Regions from separate parts of the Homo sapiens genome. Here region 1 is linked to region 2. Evidence: read pairs that join two places in POLR2A ChIA-PET (ENCODE). Cell type or tissue: A673. All regions are shown on one strand.

Evidence for each region. Peaks named below come from ENCODE experiments on the same cell type or tissue, not always from the same donor. Only the 100,000 strongest peaks of a DNase experiment are listed, where the experiment ranks them.
Region 1: POLR2A ChIA-PET joins it to region 2 with 5 read pairs; 2 of 35 experiments call an interaction of 5 or more read pairs at or near these places.

What each region holds. Positions count from the first base shown.
Region 1 is chr3:78,888,603-78,892,602 of GRCh38, reverse strand. The region is part of intron 4 of ROBO1 (roundabout guidance receptor 1); the gene reads left to right. Among named protein-coding and RNA genes, the nearest start is that of MIR3923, 620 kb to the left of the region's middle. In A673, no CTCF peak of the experiment used is centred here; no DNase peak of the experiment used is centred here; H3K27ac peaks cover 376 bases.
Region 2 is chr3:78,970,666-78,974,665 of GRCh38, reverse strand. All of the region lies in intron 3 of ROBO1 (roundabout guidance receptor 1), which reads left to right. Among named protein-coding and RNA genes, the nearest start is that of MIR3923, 540 kb to the left of the region's middle. In A673, no CTCF peak of the experiment used is centred here; no DNase peak of the experiment used is centred here; H3K4me3 peaks cover 894 bases; H3K27ac peaks cover 1,387 bases.

The DNA of each region.
Region 1 (4,000 bases), 82 kb after region 2:
ATGATGATGATGATAAACACTTCTTGAGCTATTATTACTCTTAACACTCACTGTGCTAAACACTTTGTAAAGATCCCTACAATTACTCTACACATCACAATGCAGCATATATTATTTCCATTTCAGATGCTGCTTACAGTGATTACATCACTTGCCCAAGGTGATAATCTGGCCAATCAGGGCTGGGCTTTTCACACCAGGTATTTCTTCCAGAGTCCGTGCTCTAACCCGGAGGTCCCCAACCTTTTTGGCATCAGGGACCAGTTTCATGAAAGACAACTTTTCCACAGATGGGGTGGGAAAATTAGATTCTCACAAGGAGGATGCAACCTAAGTCCCTCACATGTGCACTTCACAATAGGGTTTGCACTTCTATGAGAATCTAATGCTAATTTTTGTATTTTTTGTAGAGACAGGGTTTTGCCATGTTGCCCAGGGTGGTCTCAAACTCCTGAGCTCAAGCGATCTGCCTGCCTCAGCCTCTCAAAGTGCTGGGATTACAGGCGTGCACGGCCCGCATTTTTTATTGAGGTAAAATTTACATACAATGGAGTATCTAATCCAATGACTATTGGTGAATATACTCACAAACCCGTGTAACCACAAGTCAAGAAATAGAACATGTCCATCATTCCAAAATTTCCTCATTAGTTTTTCCAGTCAATCCCTATCTTGAGAGGCAACCACTGTTTAGACATCTATCACAGCAGATTAGTTTTGCCTTTTCTTTAGCTTCATATGAATGTGATCACTAGTTTATGCTATTTTGATGTGGCTTCTTTGACTTAACACGTTTTGAAATTCATCTATGAGTTTACACACATCAATAGTTCATTCATTTTTTATTGCTGAGTGGAATTCTATGTGTATGAATATATCACAATTTGTTTATTCATTCTTGTACGAACGGACACTTGGATTATTTTCAGTTTCAGCTATTATGAATATGTTGCTAACACATTATCATACAAGCATTTTTATGGACATATGTTTTTATTTCTTTTGGGTAGTTTTGAGTGGAATTGCTAACTCGTGTCTTAAGTATATGTTTAGCTTTATAAAAGACCAGCCAGACAGTTTTCCAAAGTGATTGTACCATTTCTACCAGCAGTGGAAGAGGGTTGTTTCTATTTTTGCCATCCATGGTGTCATCATTCTTTTTTACTTTAGGCAGTTGAGTGGATATGAGATATCTCTCACCGTGGTTTAATTTGTGTTTCCATGATGCTTCATGATGTTGAATTTTTTTTAAATGTGCGTATTGGCCATTCTTATATCTTTTGCGAAATGTCTGTCCAAGATTTTCCTTCTCCGAAGGTTGTAGCCTCTCCATTTCTTTTGCCTATTGTTTTTAGTCACTCTCCAGTGCCTTCTAAGAGTTTTTGTATTTTTTCCATTGTATATAATCATTACTTGCAGGTGGGGTGGTCTAATTTAAGCTACTCAGACCTTACTGAAACTGTAATGTAATCACATCTCTTTGACTCATTCTTTATAGTTGTGTCAACCTGTCCCTGCCTTGTTTTCTCCTAACATTCTTGTGTAATAAAACTTTATTTCTCAGGGTGGAAATTACTGTTTTAATATAAAAAAGGAAAGATCGGAAGGCTGAGATGGAGGACTTGCTTGAGGCCAGCCTGAGCAACATAACAAGACTCCATGTCTAAAAAAACATTAGTTGGGCGTGGTGGTACACACCTGTAATCTTAGCTACTCTGGAGGCTGAGGCACGGGGATCACTTGAGCCTAGGAGGTCAAGACTGCAGTGAGTTATGATTGTGCTATAGCACTCCAGTCTGGGTGACATAGTGAGATCCTAGCTCTAATTAAATAAATTAAGTCAATAAACAAATAAAAACACGAAATGAAGCCACTTATTTAGATTGCACAGGAACATAACCATCTTTAATATAAATGTATTCAACATGTAAAGTATTCCGATAATTAAAAATACAACTAAAAAAGTAAGTTCAAAGTATGTCTTAATGGACAAAAAAATATCCTTTTGCTATTTCCCAGTTTACCATTTTCACCAGTGAGAGTTTGTGCTGATCAGTTTGGGCTCCTATAACAAATTGTCATAGACTGGGCAGCTTAAACAACCAACGTTTACTTCTCAAGGTTCTGAAGTCTAGAAGTCGGGTTCCAGCGTGGTCAGATTCTTGATGATGGCCCTCTTCCTGGTTATGTCCTCACCTTCCTTTGGTGCATACAAGCAGAGAGAGAAATCACTTCTCTTTCTCTTTTATAAGGGGATTAACCCTGTCCCCAATTATCTCTCAAAGGACTCACTTCCACCTACCATCACATTGAGGATTAGGACTTTATCTTATGTATTTTGGAGGGACACAAACATTCAGTCTGTAGCAGAATTCTTTATTTATACATGGTTATTGAATACCTAGTCTGGCCATGAAATTTCTGAATCCTGAGTATACAGCAGTGAACACACCTGAAAATACTCCTGTCCTTACAAATCTTATACTGTAATGGGAAAAAGATGGCTATTAAGAGCTTAAGCAAAATATATGCCATGTTTGATGGTAATGAGCTCTACGGAGGAAAGTCAAGGAGTAAGAGGGCATAGGGAGTGCAGTGGGATAGAGACAGAGAGGTCCCAGTTTAGAAGAGTCAGGGCAGGCCTCGCTGAGAGAGTGACATTTGAGTACAATTTGACAGAATTGAGGGAGCCAGGGAGATGGAAGAGCAACGGCGAGTATTGTCTTAGTATCATTAATTTGGAAAGTTGTATTTTTATCAAAAATTTATTTCTTCCAGTCTAGTGTCTTTTGGATCCTGTATTATAATTGTTAATTTTTAAGTTTCACGTACTTCTAAATATATCCTTTTTTACTGACTGACTTTCCCCACTCGTTTTTTTTTTTTTTTTTCTTGGAGTTATTTTCTATATTCCTTCCACCCAAATGAGGCTTGTGCTGTTAGGAACACATAGTTCACAAGCAGGAATCAAAACCCCATATTGTCAAGCTGCCCAACTGGCAATACACATGGCAGTCTCTGTTTCCACCAAATTGCTGACTTCTAGCATTTCTGCCTAACTAGGAAGAAACATCATGTGTGCATCAATCACTGTAAGACTGTGTCTATGCTAATGAAAATCACGTTTCTATGAGTGTACCCTTACGCACATGTGTGCTTTCTTCCTACTTACGGCTCTCTAAAAAAGTCAAGTTGGTGGATTTAGTTTAATTTTAGGATTCTGTGTACAGTAAACTTGCAAATGTAATTTAATTTGAAAAGAAGGAATGTTTGTAGCCTCTAGGGTTCCCCTGACATGTTCCTCTGGCATATGTGAGAAACTGTGCTGTCCTGGCTCATCCTTCATTTTTTAAACATGTATGAACATATATTGGGGAAAATTGCTTAATATAACTATAGAACAAGGAAACAACAACAATATTTTACCAAAGCATCAACACATTTTATTTTCATATTGAATTCATTTATGATCACTTCTTAATGTGTCCTAATAGTTTCACTCTTGAAATTGCAGCATCTATGAAGGTAAGATCATGTTCTTTGAAACCTGCTCTCTGTATTGCCTTTAAGAGAGTGTATCTTTCTACAGAAGGCATCATCTTGTCTAAAAGAGAACTGTAGTATTGTACTTTTTAGAGGACCCATTGTTTACATTCTGTTTATATTCAGTATGACATACAAAAACATCCAACCAAAGGTGAACAGTTAGTTTTTCAAATGACTCATATATCTTAAATCAATCTTAATGTAATAGCTAGCTATTTTACAGCTACTAGAGGGAATTTTTATAAGACTTACACAGTTTTTAGTATTTTTGGAGGTTGGATCACCATGACCTGAAACAGAGCCAGGACTCATTTCTCATCATGCAGTATACCACTGCAAACTTGATCTAAGCTTATATATCTCTTTGAAGTCAAGACAAAAAAGCAACCCAGAGGGTTTTATGAAATGTAAAGAACTACTGTTTTAAGGTAGAGAAAGGACTTCTATAATCGTT
Region 2 (4,000 bases):
GGATTTGGCTTTGTGTTCTGAGAACCATTTCTATGAAAATCTAACGAGGAAACTCTAAACTGCTGGTGACAAGAGTAGCCTATTTTACAAACCATGCAGTAACCAGGATCAAGTATCAGAGTACAAATTCATGCCTCTTTCTTTTTTTCGTATATTGAGTTTGGTGGCATTTCGTAAAACTATCTATCCTTCTATTGCCAAGCTGACTAATCGACTGGTCTGTTGACACCATCTGTCTAAAGAATCCACAGCCGCTACCATGAGTTTTGATTCGGTTTTCAATTGAAACACATTCCATCAAGAAAAGTGTCCTTTTTTTTCTTCTTCTTTTTTTTAATTTCCTAAGTCTAAAGTTCTGAATCACTGGAATTTCCCTTTCGTTCTCTCTCCCTCTTTGACATTGTTGAAACATATTCATTTAATGTTGTATTTCAAGAGAAATGAGTACCATGGACTTTATTTGTACACTAATAGAAATTGTTATATTGGCCCATGATGCAAATATAATACAGGATGCCTGTAATATTTGAAGATAAGTAATTTAGGTATAAGTTGGTTTAAAAATTATTCGCTAATGATGTTTTTTTTTGAAATTAAAACAGGAAGAATATTTTGCTTTAAGAAAAATGCTTTTGATTTGGTGAATACTTAACAGTTTCATTTTGGTAGCTCATCTACTCAGTCTTATAACTTTCTGCTAGACCAAAGTTGTACAATGCTGATTACGTATTTGTAAGGAAAATATGATACACACTCAAGAGTTTTGAAAATAATTCTCTAAGAAACTTAATGTGACTGTACTACATGTCCACCTCAGACATTATTGTTTAGAATAAAAACTTTAGAACAATTCAGAGAACCGATATATGATAAATATGCGATATTTATGTAACCTTTTTCATCTGAATAAATTAAATTTTTAGCTAACATTACTTCCTCAGTTCTCACTGAAAAATATGAAAAGTATGCCAGAATTTATTTAATTGCCTTGTATGCTTGGAAGTATATAGTAATCTGTGGTGATTGCAAAAAAGTTTACCTTCAAGCTGTTATTAACCTAAGAAGCTATATATATATATATATATATATAGCTTCATATATGTATAGCTTCTTATATATATTCTTATATATATTATATATAGCTTCTTATATATATAATATATATATAGCTTCTTATATATATAATATATATATAGCTTCTTATATATATAGCTTCTTGTATAGCTTCTATATATATATAGCTTCATATATATATATATATGAAAGGTATATAATTGAGTATTAGTCATAGATAAGAAGATAGGTCTTTTTTTCAGTACAAAGGGGACATGGATGATATTGGTCTAACAAGGCTTAATGGAAGACAAGGAGATAAAGAGAGCCTTGAAGGCAATGGAGAAGTGGAGGAGTGATAACATAAAATTTCTAGCAAGTTTTCCATGGTGACACAGTCCAAGGGAGGAAAAGCTGGAATTAATAGGGAAATTAGTATATTATGACTATTTCATTGCAAGCAAAAGAAACTCACGGAGTAACAACAAGACAGCAAAAACTCATTGACTCATTTGCTCAAGCCATAGAAAATGCATTGGCAGGATCAGACTTAAAAGCCAAGTGAAACTAATGACTGAGTGCCATCAGTGTGCTCTGGTTCTCTTTTCTCTGCTTCTTTTTGTGTGGTTGTTTTATTTTTCTACTTTACAGACAAATCTTTTTTCTGTGCAAGAGCAAACATGATGCTTGGCATCTCACAATCTAATAGCTTTCCCCTGCCAGCTCCAGGTAGGAAAATCCCAGGAAGGATTCCAGTTTCCCCAACATTAGTCATCTGTGTATTCTGGTACCAGTAATTGGTATCACCAGCCTGAGGCCTTTGCTTACCACTGTGATCGAGGAATGGAACCTGATATCTGAAAAACAGAGGAAGGGTGTACAGGCCAAGGACTTTCCCACTATCACCAAAAAATTGCCACCATGGGAAGTTTATATGTAGCTGAAGAAAATTTCTATTTGTCCCTTAACAATGAGGGGGAATGAATGATTTTAATAATCTTTTAAACCAATCCATGAAAGAAAACGAATCATGAATGGAATTAGGAATGCCACCCACTGTCTAATTTCTTTATATGTTAGTGAGCTTATAATACAACTCTAGTTAGTACAGCCCTGACCAGAGTTGTGTACATTGTTTGTTTTCAAATTGTAATATCATTGTCATAATATTATATCATCAAATTCTCAAAATGAAAAATTCTAGAGCTATTTTAAGGTAAATCCGTGGATCCATTTTTCATGTTTGTGAAAGGTATGATGTTATGATTATACTATGTAGCGTTGACCTGGTTTTCAAAGCACAGATGTTGAAAGAACTGTCCTGTTTGTTTAATAGACCTTCAAAGGTTTGCCTTTGACACTTCTTGGAAAATACTCAAACTAAGCCCTTTGTTCATGCAAGAAGTAAAAGGAATTTATAAAATTACACTGTGGACTGTAGTCATCTGTGTGAGAATTAACTCATATGACCAATGGCTATGTTCCTTGTTATGACTATTTATAAGGAATGTGTTTAATTAACTTTTGAGATATTTTAAAAGATTTAAGGCCGGGCGCGGCGGCTCACGCCTGTAATCCCAGCACTTTGGGAGGCCGAGGTGGGCAGATCACAAGGTCAGGAGTTCGAGACCAGCCTGGCCAACATAGTGAAACCACCTCTCTACTAAAAATACAAAAATATTAAGTGGGCATGGTGGCGGGCGCCTGTAATCCCAGCTGCTCTGGAGATTGAGGCAGGAAAATTGCTTGAGCCCAGGAGGCGAAGGTTGTAGTGAGCCAAGATGGCACCAGTGCACTCCAACTTGGGTGACAGTGCAAGACTCTGTCAAAACAAACAAACAAACAAACAACAACAACAACAACAAAAAAAATATTTAAAAGATGTCAGTACAAAGTATTTGATTTTTTATCTAACTCATACTATTGCATAGAAGCTCTTTTATTTGTCCATTAGATCTCTAAACGTTTTGGTTTTGTGTTAGGCAGGTTAGAGGTATATCAGGGTTCCTGGGTTGAGCAGTATGGTTGGCCTGGCCACTTTACCCATTTTATTCTTTTGAGGGTAACCCATTTTCCTGTAGCAAGACCTCCTTTTCTGTGTATCAGCAGTTCTCAGTCATTTTTTTAGGTTATAGTCTGGTGAATGAACATAGTTGGAGCCACACTTTAGACCTACCAAATCAGAATCCCTGGGTTGAGTCCTGGACACTTCTTTTTTTGAGACAGGGTCTTGCTAGGACACCCAGGCTGGAGTGCAGTGCAGTGGCACAGTCTTGGCTGTCTGCAACCTCCGCCTCCCGGGCTTAGGTGATCCTCCTGCCTCAGCCTCCCGAGTAACTGGGACTACAGATGCCCACCACCATGCCTGGCTCATTTTTGTATTTTTTTAGAGAAGGTTTCACAATGTTGGCCAGGTTGGTCTCAAACTCCTGACCTCAAGCAATCCACCTACCTCAGCCTCCCAAAGTGCTGGGATTATGGGCATGAGCCACCCACAGCTGGCCCCTGGACATTTTTAATAGGAATTTCCCCAGTGATTCTACTCTGAACCAAATCTAAGAAACTGCTTTTGTGTATTCTAGTACACTGTCATATGTGTATTCTAGTATTGTATGTGTATATTCTTTGTACTCTTAATTCTGTTGTTGCCACATATGAGGATACAGTGACTTTTTTTTTTTTTGCAATCTATACTAACAATAAACACTCAGAGATATCAACTATGGTGAGAAGAGCTTTGCTATCAAATGACCTAGATTGAAATCGTAGCCCTATTACTAACTGACTGAATAAACTTGGGTGAGTCACTTGACTGTATTATTACCCATATCCCTATGGTAAATGGGATGATAAAAGCATCCATTTCTTGTGAATTAAATGGGATAAATTATAATTGTTCTGGAAGATGATTTCCTTATTACCTCTGCAAAGATTTTTTTGTCATTTT